Linked DNA regions of Homo sapiens: region 1 is linked to region 2. A link is an interaction called in ENCODE POLR2A ChIA-PET data of the cell type or tissue named here. Cell type or tissue: CD4-positive, alpha-beta T cell. All regions are shown on one strand. Each heading gives the region's core, and the rest is flanking DNA. Links, peaks and the distances in the headings are about the cores only.

Region 1 (16,357 bases), core at 9,985-14,984, 210 kb before region 2:
GTTTCACCATGTTGGCCAGGCTGGTCTCGAACTCCTGACCTCAGGTGATCTGCCCGCCACGGCCTCCCAAAATGCTAGGATTACAGGCATAAGCCACCGTGTCCAGCACCAGTCTAGGTATTTTAAGCAGAAAGATATTTACTAGAGGGAATTTTGTGCTTATAGAGGCATAAGGGGGCTGGAGGAATGGGGCTCCAGGAATGTCTCCCAGCTAATGGTAGTAGTTTATATAATAATTAATAAACAAACGTATGTTGGCATGGCTGTTCAAAAAAAACAAAAAACAAAAAACAAAACTGACTCACTAGGGGTGCTACACCCTCTGATACTGTGTCTGGAACTATTGAGTTCAAGAACAAATTGATGGCAAAGCCGGAGAGTGGACCCTATAATGCTGTTGCAAAAAACCCTCGTGACCCCATCTCCATGCTTGCCAGCGGCCAAACAGCCCCAAAGGCAAGAAGATGGCCTCTCTGCCCCACATCTGCTTTCTAAATCTCAAGTGAGTGCTTCTATTTGGGAGAGCCAAATTCACATCTAGAACCTTAGCTTCAAAGAAGCCTGGGAAATACAGCTTTTCAATTACCAGCCTCTGCAGGCTAGAAAGCTTTCTAGAAGGAGGGTAGAATGAACGATGAGCAAATAATCACAATACTCACCACACCCTATTGGTAAAACATATTTGAGCAGCCATCCCTCAATATATTTTGTTTATAAATAATTTCTGCATATTACTACCATTATCTACATATCTAGGATAGGATCCTTTCTGACTAGTGACTGCAAACCCCTATGTCGTTATCTGTTGGATAATTCCGTTGGCTGACTCTTTATCAATTCTGATTCTTTCATCCTTTTGACCTTGTAATGTTGTCCACAAAGATACAATGGAGAGCTAGTACTCAAGAGGGAGGAATGCCATTTTCTTGTGTGCCTGGATTGTGACAATTATCTTCAAGTTGTGGTTTCTTGGCTGGGATCTCTTTAGGCCTCAGTTCTATTTTGTGAGGAATAGGATAGTTAAAAGTAGATAATATAATCTGTAAATTTACTTATGATTCAGTTGTAAATGGTTATTCATTGAAATATGCTGAGAATGGTGGAATTATTGAGGTGGTCACTCCAGTTCATTTTGTGGTTGAGGATACCTGCCTGAGTTTCATAACTGACATGTAATTTGATATGACAGGTTAGATGGAGTTGTTTGTGGCCATTTGTATTCTTGATATAGTTAAAATTTTTTTAGGTTAACTGAAAATGGAAGGTCTGGTGTCTAGATGAACAAAAAATGGGAAGTCTGATGTTTCCTTCCCGGACCCCTTTTGTGGCACAGTGTCCACTAGGATTTTGGAACTCCAGGACTAGACCTGCCTTGAATGTCATTGGTTATTGTCAAACCTGCCATTGTCAACTCTGGGTAAAAGTACAGTGTTAACCTGGTGCCAGTTCTAGCGGTGGTGGAGGCTTAGTTTGGCTTTAGATAAGCTGTATGGGGAGGGCTGATATTTCCAGCATCACCAGGACTTGGGTTCTGTCTCATGTAGATATGGATAGAGACAAAGAAACCTGGTAATGGAAGTGTTTCAGTCCTTATCATTCTCTGGCTTGAATCGTTATCTTAAATGCCTTGGGAGAAGAAACTCACAAAGGCAACTCAAGTGAAAGAAGCTGGTGGCTGGGTTTCTGTTAGAAACTGTTAACTTCGAAGAATCTCAGAAGAGGGAAACCACAGAGGCCCCTCTAAGGTAGTGTTGTAACAGGACACTTAACATTTCTTAACGGTTGTCATATTTTACCTTTAATATCATTGCATAAGGTCACTCATTATAGTGAAAAGAGCACAGAATTTGGAGTCTGGACACCAGCTTTTAGGATTTGGCTGTTCCCTATATCCATTTGACATCATTCAAGATATTTTTGTTAAATGCTTACTAAGAGTTAAGCTCTGTTCTAGGTGTAGAATCAAACAGGTGAAAATCCATGTCCTCATGGAACATACATCATAGTGGGGGAGACACAATAACAAATGGATATTAAATTATAGAGTATGTTGGAAGGTGACAAATGCTACGGGAGGCGGGGAAGCAAGGAAGGGGGATGTGAAGTGGCAGTGGTGGGGGGATTGAAATTTTAAATAGGATTGTCAGGGAAGTTCTCTCTGCAAAGGTCGCTTTAAAGATTGAAGGAGATGAGGGTAGATGGGAGATGAACCAATGAAATAGTAAAGATATTTATTGGATATTATTTACCGAAGGCCAACTTGGGTCAGGCATTGAATATAGATTACTCCCCCATGGGACTCGTATAATGTATACGCTATAATTACCACCATTTTACAAGGGGGGAAACTGAAGCATAGAGCATTATCACTTGTCTAAGGTCCCCAGGAGAGGAATGGATGGAATAAAAACCAAACCCGGCTGTATGACTTCATATCCGCTGCTCTGAACATCTGGGAGGGCTCTCATTTGGGCATTACTCTTCCCATCCACCCTAAAGATTGGCGAGAATGATTGCAGTTTAGTGATAGACATTCTGCGAAGGGTGGGACCTTTCTGCCCATCAAAGAATCATTCTGCCCAAATGCCACCAATGCCCCTCCTTGAGAAACAGCTCAAAACTCTATGTGTAAACAGCATCTGGCGTAGTACTTGGCTGCATCCCATGACTTGGGCAAGTGCCTGGCAAGTGTAGGGGCTTAATAATTGATTGAATGAGTGACTGAGTGAAAGTCGCAGACAAGAGATTTGGTCCCCTCATTTGCCAAGTGAAGGTAGTAATGTTACCTCTTTTATGGGTGGCGGTGGTAAAGATTAAATGAGAAGTTAGATGTGAAAATGCATTGGGAATGGATGTAAACCTATGTAACAAAACTGCATGTCCTGCACATGTATCCTGGAACTTAAAATTAAATAAAATTAAATTTTAAGAAAAGAAAAAATGAATGTAAAAGCAGTATAAACATGTTGTTGTTATGATAAATTACCTGTGTGGTTCCTCGTTCAAGGATGTGAATCTCCATGTCAACAAGATGCTGTTCTATTTAATTCTGTTTGAAACCTGAGCAAGTTTTTATCCTTTTAACATGTGCGTCCTACACTGTAAGATTTACTGAAAGGATCTGACTTCTATAAGTGTGAGGCTCCTGTGAATATCTTCTCTCTGTATGTGCTCACCCTCTGTCTGCCGTACTAACAGGCATACCCGCTGCCAAGGCCAAAACTGTGTAGCAATTTGCAAAGCAGAGTTTATATTTGGTCAGAAATCAGCCTTGTGTTTTTTTGCTGAATGCAGTGACCGCAGCATTTCCTCCCAATTATGCACTTAATTACTCCTCAGGTTCCCATTAGCTTTAACTAGTGACACTTGGGAAATAACAGGCACTGGTCAATGCCATTTCTGAAGCTGAACTCCGAGGAGGATGAAAAGCAGTCATTTCAGAAAAATAACAGTGGTAGCATGGCAGCCTGTATGTGAGCAGTTGTTGGGTGGGTTAGCATGGCTCATTGCACAGGACAGCATCAATTGGCCCTATGTCTCCACATTGGGCTTGTTCTGTGCTGAGGAGGACTTTAAGGGCTCTTCCTGTATAGGGGTCAGTCCTTCCCACTGCTTAACTGCAGGTGTCATGGAGCTTGCTCTGTGGCTGGCATTTGTAGCTGGGGCACAGACCCATTTCCTCCCTTCTTCACCAGACCAGGTGCTGAAATTTAGTTCAAAGACTCCATAACCCTGATCTGGGCTAGGCCCGGCATTCTTCAACCTGAGGCCAGGCTCACATTTGAAATAGTCCCTGTTAGGCTGCAGAGTTATCATAGAGGAAGGGGAGCATATTTGTCAGGGCTCACATTTCTTTACAAGTTGAAAAAGTTTCTATCTTTTTAAGCACCCAGACCTCTTTCCATTCCACCTAATCATTGATTTAGACTATTTGTTTGCAACTGGTTTGGGACCTCCTTCTTCCCCCATAGGGGACAGGTGGCAATGTCTGGAGACATTTTGGGTTGTCATTAACTGGGGAAGGTGTGCTACTGGCATTTAGTGAGTGGAGGCCAGGGATGCTGTTAAACATCCTACAATGGATAGGATAGACTTCCCCACAACAAAGAATAGGCCAGCTCAAAATATCAATAGTCGGGAAACCCTGTATTAGTCTGTTCTTATGCTGCTGTGAAGAAATACCTCAGACTGGGTAATTTATAAAGGAAAGAGGTTTAATTGACTCACAGTTCTGCATGGCTGGGGAGGCCTCAGGAAACTTAAAATCATGGCAGAAGGCACCTCTTCACAGGGCAGCAGGAGAGAGAATGTGTGCAAGCAGGGGAAATACCAGACACTGATAAAGCCATCAGATCTCATGAGACTCACTCACTATCATGAGAACAGCATGGGGGAAACCACCCCCATGATCCAACTAACTCCACTTGGTCCTGCCCTTGACACATGGGGATTATTGCAATTCAAGGTGAGATTTGGATGGGGACACAGTCAAACCATATCAAACCCTTATTTGATTCAACATTTTTCTGATGCTTTATGAAAAAAACCAGTAACAACAATGACCACTTACCAAATACTTGCTCTGTATCAAACAGTATGTCAGCTGCTGTATTTGGATTATCCATCCTATTTAATCCCCACCACAACCTTGTGAGATGCACATTTACCAATCCCATTATACAGGTGAGGAAACTGAGGCTTAGAGAGGTGAAGGAGCCTGCCTAATCGGAAAGCTGGAACAGGATCCTGGCTCAGGTCTAACTGACAGCAAACACTGTACTCTTCACCTCACTAGTATGCCCATCTCCATGTTCTTGGTTTCAGATAATTAGGTCAAGAAGTAATTATTTCATAAAGGCCTTAAGCTCAGCTGTAAACTCTGTAAGTGGGACATTCAATGATAGCCCCTTCTCTTCTTACCCTACACGCTATCCCTGGTGAGCTCATCCTCTCTTGGGGCCTGGGGTATCATCTGTGTTTAGATGACGCTCATGTCTTTCTTCAACTTGGATGTGACCTTGGGTCGAAGTCTAGTTCATGTATTACCTCTTGTGTTACCATCCATCCCCTCTTGGTCAGAATGAGGGGATAGATGTCCTTCCTGTCATCCCTGTGGTACTTTGTGTGTGTACATCTCTAATATTACTCATTCTGATACATTGACTCCTTCAGGGAAGGGGCCATGTCTTGTTTAGCACAATATCCCAACATCTCCAATAGAGCCTGGTACATAATGGTCACTCAGTAACTATTTGCTAAAAGAAGGAATACACTGATGGTAATTGGTCACTAAGAAGAAAATCCCCCTTTTTGGGATAGCGGGTATGGAATTTTCAATGCTGATTTGATTTTCATTTTGATTCTATGGTGAGCTGTCACTTAAGAGAGCCAAGAACAACCCCTTTTATACCATGGCTAAATGTGAACAGCCAAAAAGTGAACAACTGTCAAAGTTGTAGGAATTGCATCACTGTAACCACAAAGGTAATTAAATGTGTCCCAGAAAGGGATCTGCTAATTTGGTTTGCAACGGGAGGGTCTGAGACAAGACTTCTGTAGAGCAACACTGTCCAGTGGAAATACACTGCTGCTGCACACAGAACTAAATCTTCCGGTAGCCATTTTTACATTGAAAAAAGTGAAAAGAAACAGGTGAGATTAATACCTGAAATATTGCAACAGGTACTCAATATTAAAACTCACTGCAATATTTTACATATTTTTGGTACTAAGTCTCCAGAAATCCAATGTGTATTTTTACAGGACATCTAAATTCAGGCTAGCTGCATTTCAAATGCTTACTAGCCATACGTGACTAGGGCTACTGTAATGTATAGTGTAGCTCTAAAGTGTTAGAGAACCTTTTCTACATTGAACTAGGGCTTTTTTTGGTCTCCCCTCACCCTAATTTAAAAAAAAAATTTATGGTGACAGAATCTTGCTCTGTCACCCAGGCTGGAATGCAGTGGCATGATCATAGTTCACTGCAACTTTGACCTCCTGGGCTCAAGGAATTCTCCTCAGCCTCCCAAGTAGCTGGGACTACAGGTGTGCACCATCACACTTAGCTAATTTTTGATTTTTTTTTTCTTTTTTTTTTTTTTGTAGAGACAGGGTCTAGTTATGTTGCCCAGGCTGGTCTCAAATGCCTGGGCTCAAGGGATCTTGCCTCAGCCTCCTGAAGTACTGGGAGTACAGGCGTGAGCCATTGCGCCCGCCCCTTCCATTTTCTTAAGGGGATGTTGTCTTTCCTGGGTTTTAGCTATACCCTTTGGGAATAATATTGATTATCTTAAGGCTCAACATGTTAAATACAAGATATTGGCTGCAAAGTTTTATACACACACACACACACACACACCCCTCTAAAGTCATTTCAGGCCTCTAAGGTATCTTCAGAGTCTTCTAGTTAATCAGTCGCTATCTGAAGCTTGATTGTGCTATTGAGATCTTGACACAGTCTGCCATGTAGCAAGAGCAACTGTTACTAGCTCCATTCTACAGATGAGGCAATGGAGACTCAGAAGGATTTAGGGAATTGCTTAAATTTTGTTTCAAATGGTTCTAATACCAACGTTTAGCTGCAAAGTCTGGCCCAAGGAACATTCATTCTATTAGGGTGGATGTAAACACACATACTTCACTGTCTTATGGGGCCAGATGCGATTGCTGTTACAAAGAGAGACAAACTGTGAAGGAAAGGGAGAGGAGGGTGATTGATTTTGGTGGTGGTGGTGATGGTGGTGGTTGTGGTGGTGGTGGTGGAAGGAAACCTTCCAGGGAAAGTTGAGGTTGGCACCGGGCTCTGAAGGATGAGTAGAAATTTGCTGGCGGAATCTGGGAAGGGAGAGGAAAGACATTCCAGGTGAGGACGCCTGCCAGAGCAGGGAGTGGGGCAGTGAGGAGAGTGATGTCTGGGAATACGGGAGCCCAGGGGTGGAGAGGTGAACCTGGATGGCTCTGAATGCTCTAAAGTTTGAGTTTTATTCTTGGTACCAGGGAGCCACAGAAGGTTTAGTGTCTCCTGTTTTTCAGATGATGAAATTTAAGCTGAATTTAAACTCTCTTGTTTCATTAGAAAGGCAGTAGTTTCAAACTCACTTTCTCAAAATGAACTCGGGGCCATTTGGAAATCGTTTCTATTATCATCATTTAATGGGAGGTAAGATTATTCATGAACGACTAAAGTGCAAAGTAAGAAAGAGCTTAAAGGCACTCTGTAGTGGGATTTGAAACTCCTCTGTTTTGCATTGCTCGGGCCAAAATTATAGGCCATGGAGGTTAAATTTCAGTCTCTCAGTTGCTAATGGTGCCCTAGCTTCACCCTCAGAGGGCTCTGGAAGCAGTGGCAGGAGAAAGGGAAAGTGTGTAAATAGTCGCAGGGAAGAGAGTTTCTTGCTTCAGTGGGAGCTCATGGGTGTATCCGGGTCAGGCTGCAGCTGTTGGGCTGCCCTAGAGATGAGCAGTGAAGGATGGAGAACAAAGTCTGCTGCTTCCTCCTGGAAGCGAGACCCAAGTTCACTGTGTGTGGGGTCTGAGTGCATTGTACCCCTGAAAGATGCCGCCCTGTGTCCTCTTTAAATCAAAAGACTGCCTCTTTTTTTAGGCTCCCCTTCCTGGGCTGTGGGAGAGGGCATGGGGCTATTGTAGAGCTCATACACAATGTAAAAAGGCATCTCTCTGTGGCTTTCACAGTCACTTCTGGGGGCCATTGTGCTTGGTACAAAGCTGAGGGCTGCCTGTATTTTCTCTGCTAGACTGTAGCACTTGACGCCTGTCGATGAATAATTGAGAGCTGGTTTTCTCATAGGGGCATCTCACCACCTTTGATCCCCTTTATTTTCCGTTAAAACATCACCATCATCACCACCACCACCACCACCACCACCGCGACCACTACAACCACGACAGGGAGAACTCTTCCAAAGGCTTAATTGAAAAAGAAACTAATATAATGTAATCACAGATATGCAGCGTGTTTTAAAGGGGGCATGTGGACAGGCAAGCTAAAAGGGTTTCTGGATTTACACTTGCAAACTTATAAAGATTTAGGGATTAGAGATTGGAAGGTCTAATTGAGGTAGTACTTATTATTGGAAGCCTATGCAAAGGTATTGGAATGGGGATTATTTTGCAATTGGAAGAATTAGTGAAATCCTTTAAGAGCGAAGGTTTCATTATATATAGGGTTTTCTGTATAATTTTGCTATTCAAAAATGGAAGTGCAGGTTTGAGATCAGAAACTGAACAGGCAATCTTTTAGTTAATTGTAATAAAACAGCTTTCTTTGGGAGAGTGTGAGCCATCATCCGAACGACAATTATGTGCTTAAAAATATTAACTCGGAATAGTGGCCTTGCTCACTTTAGGATAATCCATTGCATTCAGGAGGGGAGCAGCTCAGGGCTCTTTCTTGGGACTCTGCAGAGAATTCTTTCAAGGCTTATGCTGACTTTGTTTCCTGTGCCTGTAAAAGCAAAATGAGATTTTTAAAAATAAATCCAGGGCTGATAGTAAGTGCCTTCCTGCAAATGAGATTTGAGGGATGTGCAGGATGTTGTCATTGGAAAGTCACAGCAACATTCCTTTTTTATTTTCATGGGAAATAAACAAGGAATGGATTAGGAACACAGAGGTCATTGCTGAGTGTTCGATCTGTTATAAAACTCCAACAAAGTAGAAAGGGCATTGGGTGGGCATTGGGTGGGGCATCAGGGATCTTGGGTTCTTGTCCCAGTTCTTCTGCCCCCTTTGGGGACCCCACATGTGTTACTAACAATGTAGATGTTGGCAGTTTTCAAACTACTCCTCTAAGCCGAAGCATGGGGGAAGGTCCTTGGACGGCGGTAGGGGGTCCCAGTAAACCCCACCCCCATCAGAGTGGCTCCTTGCTTATCTGTTTCATATTTTTGGGTTCTGAGTAAAATTTTGTTAGAATTAAGTATTTCAGGGCTAAAACCAACAATTTTGCAGTTGACTACTTAGACTATTTAGACTATTTCTAAGGTCTCTTCCCAACTCAGATCTGATGCTATTAGCAGTTCTCAAAATCAATACACATTTACATGAGGGTTAAATCATAATTAAAATGAATAATTACTGTTCATGCAGTATGAACTGTCTGACATCTCTCCACCCCTCCATCCAGCACTCAAACATTTATTGACCAAATATTTATCTGAGCAAAGAGACAAATCTAAATAAGACTTAGTTCCTGCCTACAAATAACTTGCAATTTAGCAAGTGGTGACAGACCCATAATTGTTAGCTGTAATGCTTTATAATAATGGCTGTGGGTGGCTAGGAAAAAAAAAAGAGTAATTAGTTTAGGGGAGGTCAGGGAACTTGACAGAGGAAGGAACATTTGAGCTGGGCTCTGGTCATTTGTTCAGTTATTTAACAAGCATTTGTTGAATGGCTACTGTTTGTGCCAGGACTGTTCCTGTGCTAGGGAAACAGCAGGGGACAAAACAGACAATGATCCCTATCTTAATAGAGCTCACGTTCTTGGCATAAAATTTATCAAGGGGCAAGGTTGGTGGCCCCACTGGCTCCTTCACCATCATCTCCCTCCCCTGCCCTATGATGCCTCAGAGTAAAGCAGCATTATATATATATATATATATATATATATATATATTTCTGATTATGAAATTAATTCAAGTGTATTATAGAGAATTTTGAAAAAAGGAACTTACTTCCAAAAAAAGTTACCCCAATCCCTGCCATATATATGCATATATATATGTATTTATATGTATATATCCATGGAAAAATAGACCAGAAGGTCAAGAGATTTTTCCTGGGTGGCAGGGATTAGGGATGAATTTTTTTGAAAGTAGGTCCCATATATATATATATGACTTTTTTTTAGAAGCGGGTCCCTTATATTATATATATTTACAAAGATATATTTTAAAAAGTTATCCCTCATATATTATTATAAATGTATACATTTATAAATAAATATATTATAATATATACATATATGTAATACTTGTAATATATAATTACATATATGTAGTTATATATGTATAAATTATAATTATATATAAATATAAATAATAATATATAATATAATATATTATATATTATAATAAATATATAAATAAATAGAATTATAATTATAAAAATTATAATAAACACATGCAAAAACAATATTACATATATGTTATATGTAATAGCATATGTTACACATATATGTAATATATGTAATATGTACACATGTAGTATATACACATATGTGAATAATATATACATATGTTATACACACATATAATATATACACATATATGTAAGATATGTAATATATGTGTGTATATATATTTACAAAGATGAAATCGTCAGGCTTACAGTGTATTTTGCTTTTTCCATGTAGCACCGAATCATGGGCATTTTCTCATGTCATTCAGTTTTCTCTGACAACACTGTAATATTCCATCAGATGGATGTATTTTCATTTTGCCATTCTCCTTTGTTGAATATTTTTGAGAAAGATTTTCCCTTTTAAAAAAATGCCGTTTTTTTTGTAAACTAAACTTTTGTCTGAGTTTCTTAATGTCCCTTTCAGATAAAATTTCAGAGGGGCAATTCAGAGGTTATAAACCTTTGAAGGCTCTTGATAAGTGTAACCAAATTATTTTCTAGAAGATTGTATCTATTGATGCTCCAACCAGCAGTGTGTGAATATGTCCATCTTACTATATCCCAGCTCCTTTGATTAAGCTGTCATCCAGATTCCTGATGGAGCCTTCCTCTATCTCAACATTCATGCTTGCATTGAGTTTTTGGTCCATACTAGATTATAGGCTTCTGGAGGCCACAAACTGTGTCCCCAGTCCCTGGCGTATGACAGACTTGTAATAAAATAAATGTTTGTTGCATACATGCTTGCATGTCTGAATGAATGAGCCAAGGAAGGTAAGGAGAGGTTTCACTTGATCTGGGAAGAGAACAGAACTTTCTTCAGATGTCACAAAGTATCTTATTAATGGGCTTCCAGGGATAGGGGGATTCATGAATGGACAAGTAGCTTGCTGTAAAGCCACCTCCATACCCTCAGTGCCTGTCCAAGAGTCCTATAATAGATCATCCTTAGGATTCAAATTCAATGAAAAGATACATTTTCACTGCTACTCACTAGGTACCCATTACAGGTGTTAAATCATTTAGTCTTCTCCACAGCCTGGCGAGGAGAACTGGCCTCATCCTCATTTTTAGGTGGGACTCAGAGAAGTTTTGTAATTAACTTAAAGTAACCCAGCTAGTAGTTGGTGGAGCTCGGATGCCCTGGCTCATCTGACTCAAAGTGCTCTAATAAGAACTTCTCTCTGCAAAGCGTGGGCTGGCATCTGCGAGAAAAATTTCTTTTTGTGATTTAGGAGGAAAAACATATGGAGAAACCCTATTGTCTGAATGCTGCGTCTCTCCCTAATTCATGTGTTGAAACCTAATCCCCAATATGAGGCTCTTAGAAGGTGGTGGTCTTTGGGACGTGATTAGGTCATGAGGGAGCCCTCATGAATGGGATTAGTGCCCTTATAAAAGAGACCCCAGAGAGACCCTCACCTCTTGTGCCATGGGAGGACACAGTGAGAACCAGGAAGTGGGACCTTTCCAGACACCAAATCTGCCAGTGCCTCGATCTTGGACTTTCCAGCCTCCAGAACTGTTTGAGCAATAAATTTCTGTAGTTTACAAGCCACCTAGTGCAGGATATTTTGATATAGCAGTCCAAATGGACTAAGACAAGGAACGATCCTTGAGCTGAAAGGAAAATGAACAATTGCTCTGCAGTTGGAAAGACACAATGATAGCTCTAGGAGGCATTGTGCACTCAATTGTCCTCAACTGATTGGAGAAAGGAATTCAGTTATGAGGAAGTTCATTTAGTGAGAAGGTCTAAGAGCTCTTCACATGTCTCCTATGACTCTAAGAAGGGTGATGGCTGGCAGCACCCTGAGAATGAAGCCTCTCCAGGGAGCTGTGTGTTGATGGGGCTCTCAAGTTTGGGAAGCAACCCCCCTAACAGGAAGTGGGGGTGGGAGACAGGGAGAGAAAAACCAAAGCAAACCCATAACTCAAACTGTATCTTTCTTCTTGCAAAAGTGAAAGACATTGCTGATCGTTACACACACACACACAAACACACACGGCAGATGGAGCTTCCTGTGTAGTATTTCTGTTACTTATATCTCCAGAAGGAAGGCCTGGGTATATTTTAATTTTATTATTTTCTTTTCTTAAACATTAAAAAAATGATTTCCACTAGCCCATACCAGAGACCCCAAAATACACTGTAAGTAAAAATGTGATGTTTGCCACGTGAATGCAGTGCCAGCACCTCTCTTCCACCAGGTCCACGTCCCTAAGCCTTTTTATATCTGAATTCTGGAGTCTCCACTGACCCCTTCCCCATAGTCTCTTTTATGTACACCCTGACTTCCCAGCAGCAGAGTGCCGAGATGGAAGCGGATGAGGGGAAGTGAGAATAAGTCTAAAATAGCTGTCTATTAGGTTTCCTGTTAAGTAGGATGTGGTCAGTTAGCTTCGGTTATCTGTAAGTCTAGTTCAGGCTGTTCCTGTTAACAGCTGAGTATTCACGGGGCCCCAGAGCATGGAGGTGCTTGCCTGGGAAGGAAAGCAATTATCAGAAATGTTGGGGCCCAGTCACTACCTTGAGGAAAACCGGTGGGATTTAGCCTTTTGGGAAATAAAGGTGGTGTTCCCTGTGGCCATCAGCAGCAGTGGCAGGCAATTTCAAGAGCTTCAGGAGGTGACTGGAACCATCTAGTCTCTGGTCATTTGGGGGATGAGATGACATGGTTTGGTTCTTAACACATAGTGGGAGAGGCAGTGAACTGGTGCCTTCATTCTAGGGGGTTATTGAAAAGGAGGTTTTTAAAACTGGAAATGACAACATGGAAGGAGCCTTTAAACAGTGCATGTCCAAGGCATGTCCAAGGAAAAGCCGTTTTCAAAAGAGTCACCTGTCTTTACTTGGCATTTCCAAACTTGCCTCAGATATCTTTCTGAGGGACTCTTAACGTATTGGTAGAAATTGGATGCAACTCCTTCCTTTCCCAACCCAACTCAAATTGGTTTAAGCAAAAAAAAAGGGCCCCCCCTTTTTTTTGGCTCAGGGAACTGAGCCAAACTCAGTGTGGCAGAGACCAAGCACCCTAGCATGTGATTGTTCATGCTGTGTCTGTCTCCTCATGGTGGCAAGATGGCTGCCTGCGGTTCCAGCCTCCATCCTAGCCTTTCAGCAGTCCCAGTAGAAAGAGAGAGTACTTCTTTTTTCCAGCAGTTTCCACAAAAGTTCTGGAATGTAAAGTTCTTAAGGGCAGGGATTTTTATATTTTGTTTACTGTCATCCCCAGCTCCTAGAACGGTGCCTGTCCTACAGCAAGTGTTCAGTAAAAATCTGTTGAGTGAGCAAATCTCATTGGTGTGGCCGGGATCACATGCCCAGTTTGAGAGTAAGGTTGGGAGTGAGAGAAAGAAAACTGGAGATGCTCTTATCCAAGACAGGCATCAGATCTTGTTTTTCTGATGAATAACAACCAAGAGAGGCAAGAGGTAAAAAATATATAATTAGATTTTAAAAAGTCTTGCACTCTTAGGTAGTAGGTAGTATGCTAGGAAGTTTTTTGCCACTAGGAAAACCTATTTGGACTGAAAATGGCCGCATGAACTTTTGATTCTGTTTACCTCCTGTTGCTAGAAGACAAATGTGTTCCTATGGCTTGAAGAAGCCACAGGACATATTTTTCTCATGTATGCATGCCACTTGTTGAAGATGGCTCACCACCATGTCTGCCTTCCTGCCAGTGGGAAGAGGGAGAGAGGTCCAGCGGAGGGCATTCCCCTTGGATCCATCACTTTTGCTTAAATCTCACTTAGCTCCAGCCATTTATGTCTGTGGGGGAGGCTGGGAAAGGTAGTCTTCATTCCGTGTGGTCATGTGCTAAACTTGTGTTTTCTTTATTCTAAAGGAAGACAGAGAATGGATATTGGGGGTCAACCAGGAGTTCTGCTGCAAAAGGTTCTATACTTTAGTTGGTCAGTGCTCTGAGCCCCTGTTGAATTCAGGCCTATCTTTCATAAACATCTGCTTAGTCAGTGCACTGAGTTGATAGTGTCCCCGCCCCCCCCTCCAAATTCATGTTCTTCCTGGAACCTCAGAATGTGACTTGACTTGGAAATAGGGGCATTGCAAATATAGTTAGTTAAGATGAAGTCAACCAGGTGCAGTGGCTCCCACCTGTAATCCCAGCACTTTGGGAGGCTGAGGTGGGTGGATCACGAGGTCAGGAGTTTGAGACCAGCCTGGCCAAGATGGTGAAACCCCGTCTCTACTAAAAAATACAAAAAATTAGCTGGGCATGGTGGCGGGTGCCTGTAATCCCAGCTACTCAGGAGGCTGAGGCAGGAGAATTGCTTAAACCTGGGAGGCGGAGGTTGCAGTGAGCTGAGATCGTGCCACTGCACCCCAGCCTGGGCTACAGAGCAAGATTCCATCTCAAAAAAAAAAAAAAAAAAAAGATGAAGTCATATTAGAGGACAGTGTGCCCTTAATCCAATATGACTAGCGTCCTTATTATAAGAGGAGAAGAGACACAGAAACACACATAAGACCGTGTGATAATGGAGGCAGAGACTGGATTGATGCTGCCATGAGCCAAGGAATGCCAGGAGCCACCAGAAGCTGGAAGAAACAAGAAAGGATCCTTCTCTAGAGGCCTCAGAGAGGGCATGGATGGGCCTGCCAACATCTTGATTTTGGACTTGTGGTCTCCAGAACCATGAAGGAATACATTTCTATTGTATTAAGCCACCAAGTTTGTGGCACTTTGTTATAGCAGTCCTGGGAAAATACTGCAGTCTGAAGGAACACATTTCTTGCCTTGACCCAGTAGGGATTCTTTCCAGTTGGAGTCAGGGGATGTGGCTTCTTAGCTTCACCCCTGTGCCGGGATGTGACTCAGCAGAGGTCACTTAACCTCTCTGTGCCGTACTTTCCAGCTATGAAATGGGAAGAGAGCTGCCTTTCTGCTCTGCTGTAACACTGCAAAGGTACAGCCTTTCATGACTTCTCATTGCACCCAGAAGAGAAACCCAAATCCTTAGCCTGACTTCAAGGTCCCGCCTCACTGAGGCCTGCCTGGTCCCACTTCCTTGTTCCCCTGCCCAGCTGGACTTGCGCCACTCTGCCTTCTTTCAGTGCCTTATGAGCACCACACTCTTGCCACGTCACGAATTTTGCACTTGCCGTTCCCTGTGCTTGGCGTGCTTTTCCTTCAGGTCCCGTTTAATGTTGCTTCCTCGTATTGGCCTTCCCAGTTGGGTGCGCTGGAATAAGTTATCACTTAAAAAAAGTAATCTACTGTCATACTTTACAATTTTTAGAATTTGGCCCAGCTTTTTAAGCCACTGAAAGAAATGGTTTCAAAAACCAAACCTGGGTGCAGTCACCTGAGCCCACTGTTCCAGCTGGTGGCTTCCTTCTGTAGGGAGCGGTCATGGATTCTCTCACGCGTCGATGGGGGGCAACGATATCAGATATGGCAAAGATTGGCTAAGAAAGGGAAGGCATTTTTGGAGAGGGCTTTGGGGTTTCTGATACCTAAATGTCTCATCCAAGTGAACAGAGTATTTACTCGTCTATGACTTGAAAAAAGAATATCTTTTTGATGTTATTGTAAATAGGACTGTTTCCTTCCTTCTTTCCTTCCTTCCTTCCTTCCTTCCTCTCTCCCTCCCTCCGTCCCTCTTTTCCTTCCTTTCTCTTGCATTTTTTTTTTTTGGAGTTTTGTTCTTGTTGCCCAGGCTGGAGTGCAATGGTATGATCTTGGCTCACTGCAGCCTCCACCTCCCATGTTCAAGCAATTCTCCTGCCTCAGCCTCCCGAGTAGCTGGGATTACAGGAACCCGCCACAATGCCTGGCTAATTTTATTGTATATATATATATTTTTTAGTAGAGACAGGGTTTCACCATGTTGGCCAGGCTGGTTTCAAACTCCTGACCTCAAGCGATCCACCCACCTCAGCCTCCCCAGGATTGTTTTCTTGATTTTATTTTTGGATAGATTGTTGCTGATATAAAGAATGTATGGCTCTTTTTTTTTTTCCTATTCCTCACTACCTTCTGCCTTCCTTTCGCCTTCCCCCATCCCTTCTCTTTGCTGAAGACGGTGTGTCATCTGGGGTAACCCTGGGTATTTACGAGCCAGTGGAGGCTGCTCTGCCACCTGGGGCTGCTGGGCCCCAGAGCCACATCAAACAGGGAGCCCCCCCCCGCAAAAATGAAAGGAGGCCATGTCAAATGGGCAGCTGGTGTTTACTTCTTTTAAG
Region 2 (16,357 bases), core at 11,253-16,252:
AATATTGAATGGCTTTTCCTGTTAACGGAGGAATCTCAGTCAGTCTTTGCTAACGGATTAGACTTTTTTTTTTCAGCCCCTGCCTTGAGACAAGTGTAGATTTTTCTCTCACTGGTTTTGCAGTTCTATATCTAGGATATAATGCCCTTGTCTTCTTGCCTGTGTATGGTATAAAAAGGATGGTCTTTCAAACCCAGATACTGTGTAACCTGGGCAAGTCACGTAACCTCTCTGAGCCTCACTTTTCAGGGGTTAATAACATTTAACGCATTAAATGTGCTAATGTATGTAAAGTGTCGGGCATAATAACAGGTCCTGATACATAGTGACTTGAAAAATAAAATACAAAATACTTTGCATTTTTCCGAAGAAAGGTACTGCGTAACTCTTAAGGTATATTTTTACTATATTTACCTTGCTGTGGTCAGTCTAGTATAGGTGTCTCTGTTATATTAATGTTTTAGTGGTGATCACTCTAAGCAGTTACATATATTAAAATATTCTGGCCAAATGAAAAGTTTATAAAGAAATGCTTTTAAAATTGAACCAGAAGTAGATGACGATAGTCGTCATTATTTTAAAAAGAGAGGTTTACCGTTGAAATAGATCTCATTAAGGACCTATAATTGACAGAAATTACTTCAGCTTCTGTTATGCTCACGTCTTGATGGCAGCATCGAATACACTCATGTGCCCTCTCTACAAGTAAGAATGGTATGGAATTGCTTCAACCGTAGATTTGCCTTTTTCCCCCTGGGTGATACAGACTCATAACTTTCCAATATTCATTTTTCTTATTTTCTCTTAGCTATGTAATGTGAGTAGGGTGTATTACTATCTCCTGTTCACAGGATCCAATTAACTGAGGCCATAAGAAATAAATGAATGAATGAATGAACCGAACTAACAACCGCTGTTATGAGCCGAGTGCTTACTCAGTGCCAAGTGCTTTGTTTGGACTTTATTCAATCCAGGGGTTGAAGAACCACTCACTCTGGAGTCAGATTCCTGGTCCTAAACCACGTACTTAAGCAAATTACTTCCCTGTGCCTCAGTTTCCTCTCCTGTGGAATGGGATTAATAACATTGCCATTCTTACAGGGTTGTTTTGAGGCTTAGATGATACATACATGCAAAAAGTCCACAGCATGCTGTCAGGCTGTAAGCACTCAGTTCCATTAATTGCTGTTGATTCCTTCAAGGACTCTGACAGAGGTACACCCCTGTTTTGTGGATGAGGAATTTGTGCTCGGAGAAGGTGGGGGCTTACTCAGGGTCACGTGTGCTGTGGTCAGGAGGTGTAGGCTAAAATCCAGGTCTGACTCCAGAGCCAAGGTTCACAAGCTACATCCCCGCATGCCTCGACTGGTCAACTCCTATAATTCTGTCTGCATAGGAAAGACCTGTTCAATGATCATCTTTTTATATTGTTTTGATTTTTGAGTCATGTATCTCATTTGAGCAAGAGATCAGCCTGCAGTTAGGGCACCGTATTGGTTTCCAATTGCTGCTGTAACAAAATGCTACAAAGTAGAGGCTGAAACAATATAAATGTGTTATTTTACTGTTCTGGAGGTCAGGAGTCTGAAATGGGTCTCCTGGGGCAAGAATCAAGGTGTCCGCAGAAATGAGTTCCTTCCAGAGGTTCCAGTGGAGAATCTGTCCCTTGCCTTTTTTAGCTATTAGATGCCTTCTGAATTTTTTGGCTCATGGCCGCATCTCCTCAACTCTGCTTCCATTGTCACATCTTTTCTGACTCCGAGTCACTGCCTCCTTTTCTTTTGAGACAGAGTCTCGCTCTGTCACCAGGCTGGAGTGCAGTGGCGCAATCTCGGCTCACTGCAACCTCCGCCTCCCGGGTTCAAGGGATTATTCTGCCCCAGCCTCCCAAGTAGCCGGGACTGCAGACATGTGCCACCACGCCTGGCTAATTTTTGTATTTTTAGTAGAGATGGGGTTTCCCCATGTTGGCCAGGATGGTCTCGATCTCCTGACCTTGTGATCGGCCTCCCAAAGTGTTGGGATTACAGGCATGAGCCACTGCACCCGGCCTCCCTGCCTCCTTTCCTAAGGAAGCTGCAGCTCACTTGGGAAATCCAGGATAACCTTCCCACCTCAAGACCCTTCACTCTACCGCAGCTGCAAATTCTCCTTTTGCCATGGAAGGTCACATTCACAGGTTCCAGGGATTAGGATGCGGCCTTTTGGGCGTGTCATTCTGCCTAGCACAGATGGCCATTCTCATCGTGCCAGGGTGCTGGCACATTCTTGTTTCTATAGGGGCTGTGTGGTGTGGGCCCCATCCCAGCCCCTGCCCTTACTAGCCTGTGAGCCTAGGCTAAGCAGACATTTCATTTCTTCGCCCTTCTCCAACCTTCTCCCGACCCTGCCCCATTTCCTCCTTTCCTCATCTGAAGAATAGAGTTTTCAGTACCAGTTTTGCGTGACTGTTGAGAGCACAAAATGAAGTAATGTGTGGAAAGTGCCTGGTCCTAATTGGCTCTCAAAAATGGGAGCCATTATTCTCGCAATGATTACTTTTCAATTATTTTTAATGTTCCTGTAATAACAAACAGAGCCCAGTGTCTTGGCCTGGTCAGAGGGAACAAAAGTCTTAGCATGCAGGTCGAGGGGTCCCCATGGCCTCCAAAAAGCAGAAAAACAACAAAACCTGGTTCTAACTAGCTAGAACTGGACTCAGTTAGGAACAAAAGGGTTATTCAGCTGACCAGAGGATGGGCGAGGAACAGAAGGGGAAGGTGAGTGGAGATTAGCTTGTCAAACAGTATTTTCTTGTGAATGCTGCAGATCAAGGCAGTCTTTTGTGACAGCATTTATATTAAAAGAGGCCCAAGATATTTATAGCCCCTATTGGAGCCTAGAGCCTAAATAGCAACTCTGTTTGATCAGCCTTTCACAGGTCATGTGATGTTTCTCCTTCAGGGTGTCCATTTGAAAGTGGGAGAAACCACTAGGAATTTGGGGGGAATAGAGCAGAGAGAGAGAGGTAGGGAAATTTGGTCCATTTGCAGATTCACGGAAGTTCAAATGTGGCGCATAGCTGCGCACAGCTTCCCCTCCTCCTTGGGTACCATGTTGCCAAGACGGGCGGTTAGAGATTCAATGGCAGAGGGCTAGATGATTCTGTTTCCAAGGGGCCCTGCTTGCCTTCCAGCCCCACCTCATATCACCCTGTCCCTCAGTTGCTGTTCCAGCCTCTTGGCCCACATTCCTCAAACATGTCAAACAGGTTCCACCAAAGGACTTGCATATTTGCTGTTCCCACTCCTGGAACATACTTCCCTGAGATCTTTCTGTGGTTGGTGCCTTCTCATCAAGTCTCAGATGAAATATCACCTCCTTTGAGAGGCCTTCTCCAACCTTCCAGGCACTGCTTCTTGCATTGCCTTGTTTTATTGTCTTCATAGCACTTGTCACCATCAGAAGTGATCTTGCTCATTAATTTGTCTGGTGTCTCTCTCATCACCTCTAGAATTTAACCTTACATTTAACTTTTATTGCTGGATATCTCTATTGGCCTATCTTAGGGCCCAATGGAGAAAGAAAAATGTTCTAATAACATATTGTAAAGGTTTGCCTAGAAAGGTATATCCTTCCCCAACATTTCCATTCACTGAAAGAAAACACCTTATTTGTCTGGTGTCTCTCTCACCACCTCTGGAATGGAACTTCTAGGGGAACAGGGACATTGGCTCTTATTGACTGCCATAACCCCAGAGTGAGACATTGCCTAACAAATGAAGGGCATTTATGAAAATACTTGCTAACATGCTGCGCTTATTATGGGCCACATCCTGTTCTAAATGTTTTGCATGATTTAATTCATTTAGTCTTCTCAACTAATCCATTTTACAGATGAGGAAATGGAGGCATAGTTTAATAAATGAAAAACATCAAATGAATTAGACTATTCAGGTATACTGGAGGTATTACTGAATTGATTCAGCAATTGTATCAGTTATCCGTTGCTACAGTAATTCTGCATAACAAAACACCCTATTTCTTCATGCTTGTTAAGGCTGCCAAGGAATGAAAGGACAAGGTTTTTATTTTTCTTCACGGTGGGGGAGATAAAAACCACATTTTATATTTTCAGAGAGTGACAATGAGCATTAATTGAGCATCTACTGTGCGTCAGGCTCTCGGTTACGTTTGGAATTAAATACTCAAAACAGTCCTCAGGAGTGTGGCATTGACCCCATTTCATTCAGTTTGTGAAACAGACTGAGAGGTAAAGTCACGTACTCTAGCTCACACAGTCTTAGGGTTATTTTAATTTCTCCCGCTCTAGCTCACACAGTCTCGCCGCTATTTTTATCTCTCCTGAGATTCTCCAGACAAAACCAGCTCGTAAGAGGGCACCCATGATGTCGTTGGTACTCAGTAGACATTAGCTGAATGAAGGAGGAGGAAAGGCCACCAACCGACCTGTGAGGGTGGATGTTCCTATCTTCGTAGTACTCAGATGAGGAAACTGGAATTTAGAGAGATTCAGTCCAAGGTCACCTGGCTAGTAAATGATCAAGTCAAGATTCCAACCCAGAAAGTTCCATTTCCAGAAGCCAGTGCTATCTGAGGGAAGTAGAATTTAGCAGTGAGGACTTCAGGACCCCAAATGCCTTCTCCACAGTTTACAGCCCCCACCGGCCAGGAGAGAGGCGAAGGGAGACCGAGGGCATATACGTTTGTCTGTAAACCCGTTGGGAGGGTACCCACCGAGGCCTGGAACCAATTCAGGCCCCGGAGCCTCCGCGTCCTGCTCCATATCCCCCTGAGCCGCAGTCTCCCTTGAGCAGAACTCTGGAGTCAGATCTTCTTCTTTGACCTCCGCCCCGTGTGTGGTTTGAGAAGGAAGAGTTGGGAATGGAGAGAGCCCTCATGCGAAGTCATTTGCTGATGAGACCCCAGCAGCTGGTGAGGGGGGCCAGGCCTGTGTGGATTTTGAGTGGGATTTGTGGCCTGAACATACTGGGGCCGCCGAGCCCCAGCTGCAGGGACAGCCAGCACTATCACCTGCCCTGCAGAGAGCAGGCATCTTTCTTTCCCTTTTGGAAACTGCCATGTGTAATTCATGGTAGAGCACAGAGAAAGACGCAATGGAGCCCCGCCCCATGGAAAATCCTAATTAGCTCCCCACAGGGCTGCCAGAATCATGGCAGGCTCCTCACAGCATCTCTGACTCTTGTCAAAGGGTGGCGGCCCTGACTGTCCAGAGGAAGAGGCCTCCCCACAACAAAACCCCTCTGGTTTGTTTTTGTTGTTGGTTTGTTTTTTTACTGCCCCAGGAATCAGGGTTATCTGCTGGACCACCTTATAATTTGCAAAGCCCCACCAACTGGTCTGCTTTCTTTAGAGTGACTTGAACCTCTGAGCATTCATCGACTCACCAAGCATCAACTGGACTCCTGCTGTGTGCAGGGGTTTTGGGCTAGGCCCCAGGGATACAGCAGTGCATAAGGCTGTGTAATCCTTGTTCTCAAGGGGCATACTTTCTGGTTGAGAGGACGCAGGTGATAGCAAATAGATATATAAGAAGATACAAGGTAGTAATAGCATGAGTGAGCCAGTGGGTGTTGCTCTTAAGCCACGCTCTTGCCTCTCAACACTGGAGTGACATGCAAATGCCATGGGGACATCTCAGGGACATACTGAGGCAGAGAGAAGAGCAAGTGCAAGGGCACCACAGCAGATGCAAGCCTGGTGGCTGGAAGAAGCAAACACAAAGGCTGTGCAAGGAAACCCTGATGAATGTGGGGATGGGGACGGACATGTGGCCAGGCAGGCACACAGGGGCCAATCTGCGGGGCCTGGTCAGACCACAGAAGTAAGGATGTTCTGCTAGGAAGCACCATTGCTTTTGCCTACTGGGCAGAAGTGCAGAAGTGTGGAGCCTCCCACTGGTGTCCTGTCATTCGAGGGTTTATTTCTGCTTATTGGGTCAGTGATTCAGCTCCTGCACCTGCTCCATGTGGGAAGGAAATGCTGTGCACTCAGTAAAGTCAGTTCCTCTCAATCCCTCCTCCTCTGGTATGTGCCCACCCAAACCACGTTTGAAATCATCAGGTCACCCTGACTTTTAACTTATACCACACTCCCCCGGGTTCTCACGTGCAAGCAAAGCTTGACTAGCTGGGCCCACATCTTTGAGTGCCCCGCCCCCCTGTTCCTGCTGTGAGTGAAGGGTTCAGGTGAAGAAGGCATAGATGTTAGGGGCAGACAGATCTTAGGTTTGAATCTCAGTCTTGCCACTTAATGGCTGTGTGGTCTTGGACAAGTCTCTTAAAGTCTCTGGACCTCAATAACACTGGGGATAATAATATCTACTTCAAAGGGTTGTTGTGAGGATGAATTGAGATAATAAATGAAGACATCTAGTGCAAGGCAAGTGCTTGATCAGTTTAAAGGTTCTCTCTTCTTGCAGTCTCTTACCAGCCTGTTGTGGAGTACCTGGAAGGAAAGGTACAACACTTCTCTAGTAACACATCACTGGGTGGCAGTGAGTACAGCTGGGCTGTCTAATGACTTTGTAATGAGTAACTTCATGCATTACCATCTAAATGATAGGATACATAGAAATAGATCATCAATAAAAAGGAATGCAGTACTGATACATGCTACATGGATGAACCTCAAAAACATTATGCTAAGTGAAAGAAATTACTCACAAAAGACCGCATATGATATGATTCTATTAATGTGAAAGTTCCAGAATGGATAAATCTATAGAGACAGAAACTAGATTAGTGGTTGCATAGGGCTTAGAAAGGGCATAGACAGAATCTTTTGGGGGTGATAAATATATTCTAAAATTAGGTTACAGCGATGATTGCACAACTCTGTAAATACATGAAAAACCACTAAATCGTGCATTTTAAATGGATGAATTTTATGGTACATAAATTATATCTCAAGCTGCTTTTTAAAAAAGAGATATAGTTTCATTACTTTCAGAAATAATACAAAGTTTAAAATGACATGCTAAGCCTGGGCAACATGGCAAAACCCCTTCTCTACAGAAAAAAATAAAATTAGCCAGGTGTGGTAGCATGCACCCGTAGTCCCAGTTGCTACTTGGGAGACAATTGAAGTCTGTTTTTCAGTCTGATAGGTCTAGAAACACTCATATACCTCTTTTTTCTTTTTGTCTGTTTTGCTTTTTTTTTTTTTTTTTTTTTTTGAGATGGAGTCTCGCTCTGTCGCCCAGGCTGGAGTGCAGTGGTGCGATCTCGGCTCCCTGCGAGCTCTGCCTCCCAGGTTCACGCCATTCTCCTGCCTCAGCCTCCCGAGTAGATGGGACTACAGGCACCCGCCACCACACCCGGCTAATTTTTTTTTGTATCTTTAGTAGAGACGGGGTTTCACCGTTTTAGCCAAGATGGTCTCGATCTCCTGACCTCGTGTTCCACCTGCCTCGGCCTCCCAAAGTGCTGGGATTACAGGCGTGAGCCACCGCGCCTGGCCTGTTTTGGTTTTTTAAAAAAGACACTGGCATAATATTTTGACAAATGCCGAAATAATATAATGTGGGATTGGGCTCTACTGGAAGTATATATGTTGTACAGCACTGGGAACAGCAAATTCCATCAGGGAGGGACAAAGTGAGGGAACAAGAGTATCAGGAAAGTTTTCTAAAGGAGGTTGCATCTGAGCATGCCGTTGAGGAATAAAAGTGTTCATCTGTCTGGCCAACCGCCACAAACTGAGTAGAGGCAGCAGCACACAAAAGAAAAGATCAGTAATATTCTATAAGCTTTGACCTGCCTGAAGAAACAGCAGCAGCATTTGTTATGGTTGTATTTTAGTTGTGTCCTTGGTGACAAGCAAACCCTCCCTGGCCATCGGACACAAGTGGATCATTGATATCAGTTGACTCCTGGTTACCCCAGTTTTGGTAACACCTGTAATGTCTTGGCCTGGATCTTGGTAGTGAAAGATTTCATCTCTCTGGTGTTTATGGTCTTGTTTTTCACCAAACTGACATTGGGAGAATCTGAGACAGACTAGAGATAGCAATGGTATCCTCCATATGGCATTAGGATTTCACCTGTATGATGTGTTTCTCCTGTGAAGCCACCTCATTGGGAAATAAATTCTGCCCCATGGCAACCGATGTTCAATCCCAGTGACAGCAGCATAGCCCGGCAGAAAGCACTGAGAATCAGGTTCCAGATTTCAACACTGCTCCTGGCCTTAATGAGCCAGCTACCGTAACCGTAGCCACCGATCACCAAGTACCAACCCTGTGTCCAGCCCCACCTGACTCTCTGTCCTTCTTCTCCAGACTTGTCTAATAGGGGTAAACTGTACTTATCTTCACGGGAGTGTTATGCATTCAAAGACAAAAGTGAAGCCACTTTAAAAGATGTACAAACCTCAAAAGGGAAACTAACCTTTGCAGGAAGGAAGAAAGTGTTGAAATGGCAAAAGGGGGCGGGGTCTTGAGCAGGAGGTGGAATGGAGTATGATTGGGCAGGGGGAGAATGTCACCAATGAGCAGGGTTTGACACTTTCAGGCCCAGTATCCACCTGCTCAGTGCGAGACAACCCAGCAGTCAGACAAAACTAAGGCAGAGGCTTCAGCAAAGCTGGACACATGCTAGCTCCCCACCCCAAAACAGAGAGAGAGGGAAAGAGAAATCATTTATATTTATAAAAATCATCAATGTAGTCATCATAGGACCAGTAAGAAATGAGGCCGGGCTTATACTTACTTTATGGTTTCACCTTATTTTCACTTCGAATCACATTTTGGAGGTGGCCCTATGGTTTTGTTAGGGTTTCAGACCTCTAAAGGTCTAAATCCAGCTGTGGCTACACTGAACAATTTTCCTGTAGTGGTTGGGAGCAACTTTGTGGGGTTGAAATATGGTATTCAGAAATATGGATAGATTTTCCCAGGAAATAGTAAGATATGAGATTCCCCTTTCAGCCACCCCAGAACTGATCACTCTCATGGGGCAGATCTTTGATTTGCCGACACCAGATTACCCACCTGCAAAGGAAAATTTTTAAAAATCATGCTTTGAACATTTTTCTTTGACATTTGAATTGTATCAATTGTTACATCCCTTGGGCGCATTGCCGGGCAGTGAGTAGATGCCAAGAACATCTACCAGGATGAATGAAGGAATCTGTCGGTGAATAAATGAATGTGGGAGTGAATGCATGCATTCACATCTATGGGAAAATTCACTATGATTAGATTCACCTCTGAACTCAGTTCCATCATGCTAGCATCTGTTAGCCAAGTAACCTAAGCTAGAGAGGCCTGGAGTCCTACCAATTCAGTGGATTAGAAGGGCAGAGAGGTGAAAGAATGTTCCCTTAATGCTTAGCACTTGACTGTAAGTGCACACTGCTGGCAGAATAGTCAGCAGTGGAAATGAGGGAGGAGCGAGGAGATGCGGCAGAACTAGCAGCGGGGCAGAGCTCCAGATCCCCAAGATGGTGGCATTATTTATGAGAAAGGACTCCTCTTGCAAAACTGTGCGTAGACGCATGGGTGTGGCTCTTCCCCCAAAGGACTGGCTTTCCTTTCCTTCCTTCTTGAAGGATTACAGAATAAATAGGAATTGGTACAAAATGTGGATGGATGGATGGATGGATGGATGGATGGATGGATGGATGGATGGATAGATGGGTGAGTGAGTGGATGGATAGATGGACAGATAGGTGGATGGATGAGAGGACATCTACACAGGGTGGTGAAAAGAGCATTGGCCTTGAATGGCAGAGCTACTCAGCTTCTTTGAGCCCAACTCTATCATCTGTAAAAAGGGGATGGTACACCCTGCCCCTCCATGGCTCCAAAGGCTATTAGAAAGCTCAAACTGAAAGCCAAGACACCTTTGTTTTGTTTGATATGGTTTGGTTTGGTTTGGTTTGGTTTTGTTAGAGACGGAGTCTCACTCTGTTACCCAGGCTGGAGTGCAGTAGCGCGATCTCAGCTGACTGCAACCTCTGCCTCCCAGGTTCAAGTGATTCTCCTGCCTCAGCTTCACAAGTAGCTGGGATTACAGGCATGCACTACCATGCCTGGCTAATTTTTTGTATTTTTAGTAGAGACAGGGTTTCACCATGTTGACCAGTCTAGTCTCGAACTCCTGACCTCAAGTGGTCTGCCCGCCTCGGCCTCCCAAAGTGCTGGGATTACAGGCATGAGCCACCACCACACCCAGCCCCAAAACACCTTTGTTCAGTCAAGGTGCTCTGCAGCTATAAGGAATTATTTTCTATGCAACCTCTTCCCTCCAAAGACTGCCTCTAATCCCCCATGCTGCAAATATATTATGATTAAAGTGCAAGAGTAAGTCAAAATCTTAGTAAACTCTATGATCACTTTGGCATTCCTCCAACAAACTCTGCATGGATTTTGTTCCTCCTCTCAGCTCCCAAGCAATTTTTCTTACATTGGAGGTTGCCAAGATTTTATGGCTATTTGGTTATCTTATCCATCCAGATGGTTAGCATTAATTTATGCTGAAGTAAATCTGCAAAACCTCATCTGTCTCATTGCTCCAGAAGCATTAGGTGTAAGGCCTAAAAAAATCTTAATATATAGCCTCCTGAGAGGGCTGAGGTGCGATGTTACTGCATGCTTTTTATTCAATTTGGCTTGAAATTCTGCTCTTCTATCCCTTGATATTTATATATAAGCAAATTAGGTTGTTTGGTATAAGAAACCTAAACTTATTTTATGACTTTTAATGCAGATGCTCATCTCAAGTTACACAGGTGCTTTTTATTGAGAAAAGTTATACCATGATTTATACCAATGATAAATTTTGAACACCTTTTCTCCATTTTTGAATATTCATCATTAAGACATAATGTATGGGTTGGCGACCAGGGATTCAAATACTCATTAAATGTGTGACCTCAGGCAAGTCTCTCAGCCTAGTTGAGCTCCATTTCCATCACCTAGATGAACACTTGCCTGTAGGACTACTGTGAGGATTATATGTTTAATGTATGTGGGGTGCTTGGCACATAATAGCACTTAATAAATGCTATTAGGGACTATTCTTGTTATGGTTGAGCCGGTGAAGAATTTTGTGTGAGAGATTGTGTCTGGACTTTCATTTGGAGCAAGTTAGGTCAAAATAACAGCTCCTGGCACTGCTGGTGCTGAACATGTGTTCTCTGCCTATTCCCTTGCTGAGACATGAATTATTAATATTTTATGCCATTTATTCCTGTGCTATTTGGGGACTTCTCTGGCAGACTCTGGTGTTTTCTGATGGTTCCAGAAATTCGTGCAAAACATTTCTATAGGCTGGGCACAGTGGCTTACACCAATAATCACAACACTTTAGGAGTTCAAAGTGGGAGGACCACTTGAGGCCAGGAGTTTGAGACCAGCCTAGGCAGCCTTAGTGAGACCCTCATCTCTACGAAAACATTTTTAAAAAATTAGCTGGGCATGGTGGTGCATACCCGTAGTCCTAGCTACTCAGAAGCCTGAGGCAGGAGAATCGCTGGAGCCCGAGTTTGGAGGCTATAGTGAACTATGGTCCCACCACTGCACTTCAACGTGATCACAAAGGGAGAACTCACCTCTTAAAAAAAAAAAAAAAAAGACAACATAGTGATTCATAGGGTTGACCTGACTTTTCCTAGGAGTCTAATGGACAGCTGCTTAGCCGCTGATCCAGCGCTTGGCTGACTGATTCCAGGTGCCAGAATGTGGGACAGCTGTGCTCTGAGAGAGAGTCCTCTGCTCACTCAGGTGCAGAAGACAGTAAAGACTAGAAAGTTGGTTGATGATTGCTGGAATAAAGGATGAGAAACTTGAATCTGGTACTAGGCCCACACAAATTCAGTTACTATGTGTCACTTCCTGTTGGCTATTTATTTAAAATTGTAGGACTTCTGGACAAGATTTGCAACTGTGGCTGCTACTGTATCAAAAGTTACAAAGTAACTGCTAAGTAGAGCCTTTAGTTTGTTGTTGTTCTGGTTTATTTTATTTATTTGTTTTGTTTGTTTGGTTGGAGACGGAGTTTCATTCTTGTTGCCCAGGCTGGAGTGCAGTGGCGCGATCTCAGCTCACCGTAACCTCCGCCTCCCAGGCTCAAGCAATTCTCCTGCCTCAGCCTCCCAAGTAGCTGGGACTACAGGCACCCGCCACCACGCCTGGCTAATTTTTTTGTATTTAGCAGAAGCAGGGTTTCACCACGTTGGTCAGGCTGGTCTCAAACTCCTGACCTCAGGTGATCCACCCACCTCAGCCTCCCAAAGTGCTGGGATTACAGGTGTGAGCCACCACACCTGGCCATTCTTGTTTCTTTTTGTTTTGTTTTAAAATTGTATATTTTGGATCAGTTTGCATCTCTCTCTCTCTACAGGGATTGGTTTGAGCATTGTGCAGGTCCCAACTGCCAAGGCTCATGGTCCTTCTGTATAGATGCCACAAACCTACAGTTAACACAGCAACCTTTCTGGCCTTGCCAAGTGCTAAGAGTGGTTGCAATAGGGCCTAGGATTCAGAAGTTGCACTGGGCAGTCAGCAGGGCCCATGCCCCTCACCAGCTCTTCTGGAACTATTTTGTTTTTTTAGCATCCAAGTGCTTTACACCTTGTTCTCATTTGGGTGGTCAAGCCAAGGGTTGTTGACTGAATTCGTAAAAGCACCTTACACATCAGAGGCACTAAGTAAATGTGTATAAATCCTGGACAATACAGCAATAGTGATGGTTAATAACAATGGTTCTCATTTATTGAGCACTTACTATGTACCACACACCATGTGAAGCGCTTTACCTGAGTTATCTCATCTCACCGTCCAACCACTGCATTAAGTAGATGCTGCAGTAGCCCTTATTTTACAGATGAAGAAAGAGGCCAAAGAGCTTAAGAATTTGCCCATAGTCATAGCTGGGAAGCCAGAGGCAAGGATTTGATTCCAGGGTAGTCTTTAGACAAAGACCTGGGCAGTGAGGAGGTACTTCCCAAAGACCTGGGCAGTGAGGAGGTTCTGGGAAGTGAGGAGGTACTACGAGTTGAAATGAGAAGATAGATGTCAAGGCCAGTTTAGCTCAAGATTCTTTTTTAAAGAAATGGCCTTTCCTGCCTAGAATGATCCTGTTTCAAACAGCGGCCCCCGCCCCCCCCAAAATTTTTTTTTCCCTTTGCAGCTTTGGATTTTAGTAACACCAACAATATTTCCTGGAGAAATACTCCAGATGCAGTTTTCTGGTACAAGGGAAGCTGTTTTCATACCGTACCAGCATTTCACAGTTTAATGCCGTTGGGTGAGGGTGGCGGTTGTTATTCTGTGTTTCCTGCTCTCAGCCAGTGTGTGGTTCACACTTGAATTTGGCAACAGTGTGGTTGTGTTTTCTGTGCATCACTTCCCTGCATGGCATCAGATGGGCCTTCTGATTCTTAGAAAACGCAAAGATGTGGTCATTTGTGTGGCTGGAAATTGGCATCCCTGTGTGCGCGTTAAGAACGCCAGGCTGTTGCAGCAGAGGAAAACAATAGGGACCATTTTAAAATGAGATACAAGTGTTCAGGTGACTGTTGCTGTGGGATTTTAACTCTGGATGAATAGCTTGCTGTTAGGGTGGGTACTGACAGATTCCTGGAGCTCTTGTTCTGATCCTTGATCACAAATGCTTTCCGTCTAGATTGACAAGTTGAACCTTCACAGCAACCCTGTCTGGTGGGCGCCACTCCACCCATTTTATAGATGGGAAGACCGAGGCAAGGAGAAGTAACTCACCACTAGTCCCTGAGCCAGTAGGTGGTAAAATGAGATGTGGCCCCAGATAGCAAGGCTCAAGAGCCCCTGAGCCTACTGAACTATAGGGCTAGATTGACGTATTGGGAAGTCTTCTGAATAAATTGCTTCTTCCTCTCACTTGTTTTGCTAGAAACATAAATTAATGTTAAAACATCAACCTGAAACGTGTATTTAAAAACCTGTAAGATATTCTCAAGATAATCTTCAGAAATATGTGAAAAATAAAATGTTAAGGATCCTTAAGGATGTTCACACAGGTATTATTTCTAATAACAAAAAATTGGAACTAGACAGTAACCAAAATAGGGGTGTGGTTAAGTATATTCTGTCACAGCCATATAAGGAAAATGTATAGAGCCCTTAAGATGATGTTGTAGCATAAAGTTTATGGACATGGGAAGATGTCAGTTACAAGCCATTGCTACTGGGCATGGTGATGAGCCTGCAGGCCCAGCTCCTCAGGAGGTTGAGGCAGGAGGATGGCTTGAGCCCAGGAGTTCGAGACCAGCCTGGGCAAGAAGGGGCAAGAAGGAGCAAGAGGAGGAGGTGAAGGAGACAAGCTATTGTTAAATAAAAATAGTAGACTTTTTAATATAAGTATTATATGATACAATTCTTTCTATATACACACATTCGTGAAAGAACATTTCTAGGACAAATGTCAAAATATTAACAGTATTTCCTTTAGGTGTTATGGTCTATTGTGATGTTCTTCATTCTTTTGTGACTTTCTCATTTTCCTTCCAAGCTGCCTGCAATGAGTAAGGATTAGGAAAAGAAATTTTTAAGACCAAAATAAACCTTGGCCTCAGCCAGAATCCCTTCCTACCCAACCTGAAACCTCAGGGCCATAAATCGCCTGCTGCCTCCTCAGGTGGACATGCTTGCTTCCAATCGAAATACAGTGGAAGCTTTTTCCATGGCCAAGGATAGGCCCAATGGCTGTTCTATCCCATAGCAGGCAGACGCCTGAGACCCTCGTTTGTGTGTTATGCTCTGTTGAAGATGGGGCAGAACATACTTCCCAGCAGCTGTGAGGCTGAGACGAGGTGAGCAAGTCCTTTTGAATTCTCTTTCATGCATTCATTCAGCAACCTTGTATCATGCACTTACTATAATTACGTGATTAATCATTGCAACTACATTTATGTGATTCTTCTCCTTGCCAGGCACTGTGGTAGATGCTGCCTTATACCAGTGCCCAAGGCGGCTAGCATACCTGCCTGAAGTTAGAGACGGGGTTGGGGAGACAGCTGTCCTTTAACAATGGAGAGATTTGGACTGTCCTGGGAGAGACAGAGCCCTATGAAGACCATCATGGGAACATAGAGCCTAACACAGGCACTGTCTGCTTAACTAGACAGACAAGCCCAGTTCCCTCTCTCCTTCCCCCTCCCAATACTGTCCCCAGCTCTGCCCCTGGATGCTCTTCCCCATTCCCCTCTGCTGTGGTCTCTCCCCCGTCTCTTCCCTTTCCTCTTTCACAAAATGTCTGTGCATTTTTTTTTTACTTAAAACCACTACGCAAAAATCATAATTTAAGTCAAAACTGGGTCGATTCAACCCAGAGGGGATTTTGCATGACATTCTCAAGAATATTTTCAATTTGTCTAATATCAATTGTCTCCCCATTCAGGTGGGCTCACACTCTTGTGACGAAGGTGAAGATTTAAAAATAATTTATTCCCATGTAGCCACAGGAAATCAATTGAGCAGAGAAAGGATTGAGCAGAGCAAGCGAGATTTAGTTTTCATTAAAATAACACAGTACCTATAAATAAGGTGAGAATCCAGTTAATAGCTTTCTATTAAAGTGGAGTTGACGGAAAGAATTGCATTGGAAGGATTTTGTTTTGGGACTCCGTGAGGATTTAAACATTCCCTTCCTGTCTCTGGGTCTCTGTGCATTCTGAAGTTTGAATCATTTCATTTGTATTTCTCTTTTCAATTTGCTAAAAACTATTCTTAAAGTTGCATCCATTTGTCGCTTCTTGTTGGGTAGGAATAAAAGTCGATTTCTGATCCCCTCTTATATGAAAAATGGATGCATTAGGTCCAACATCTGAGGTCTTCCTCTGGCCAGTCATAAAACAATGACAAACAGGCTGCTTGAAAAGAGATACGAGACTGGGCGCGTTGGCTCATGCCTGTAATCCCAGCACTTTGGGAGGCCGAGGAGGGTGGATCACTTGAGCCCAAGAGTTCTAGACCGGCCTGGGCAACATGGTGAAACCCCATCTCTACATAAATAAATACAAAAATTAGCTGGGCATGGGGGCATACGCCTGTGGTCCCAGCTACTGGGAAGGCTGAGGTGGGAGGATCATCCAAGCTGGGAGGTTGAGGATGCAGTGAGCCAGGATTGCACCACTGCACTCCAGCCTGGGCAACAGAGTGAGACCCTGTCTCCAAAAATAAAAATAAAATAAAAGAGATATGAGCAAGAGAATAAAAACAGAGTGATCGGGGAATGTCAGACCAAAACAGGATTTTCACAAGTGCAGCTTACTCACTGTAGTTACTGCATATCAGAATCATCTTTGGCCAGCATCAAAGACTGGTCTTTTCTTGCCTGAAAGAATCCATTAT

Evidence for each region. ChIA-PET counts read pairs that join two places held together with the same protein. Peaks named below come from ENCODE experiments on the same cell type or tissue, not always from the same donor. Only the 100,000 strongest peaks of a DNase experiment are listed, where the experiment ranks them.
Region 1: POLR2A ChIA-PET joins it to region 2 with 5 read pairs; 3 of 35 experiments call an interaction of 5 or more read pairs at or near these places.

What each region holds. Positions count from the first base shown.
Region 1 is chr12:104,466,052-104,482,408 of GRCh38, forward strand. All of the region lies in intron 1 of CHST11 (carbohydrate sulfotransferase 11), which reads left to right. Among named protein-coding and RNA genes, the nearest start is that of CHST11, 17 kb to the left of the region's middle. RefSeq lists enhancers at 7,383-7,522, 7,479-7,648, 12,670-12,719. In CD4-positive, alpha-beta T cell, for the core only: no CTCF peak of the experiment used is centred there; a DNase peak (open chromatin) is centred at 12,530; H3K4me3 peaks cover 1,170 bases; H3K27ac peaks cover 2,076 bases.
Region 2 is chr12:104,674,651-104,691,007 of GRCh38, forward strand. The region is part of intron 2 of CHST11 (carbohydrate sulfotransferase 11); the gene reads left to right. Among named protein-coding and RNA genes, the nearest start is that of MIR3922, 91 kb to the left of the region's middle. RefSeq lists a silencer at 13,293-13,488. In CD4-positive, alpha-beta T cell, for the core only: no CTCF peak of the experiment used is centred there; a DNase peak (open chromatin) is centred at 13,361; H3K27ac peaks cover 487 bases.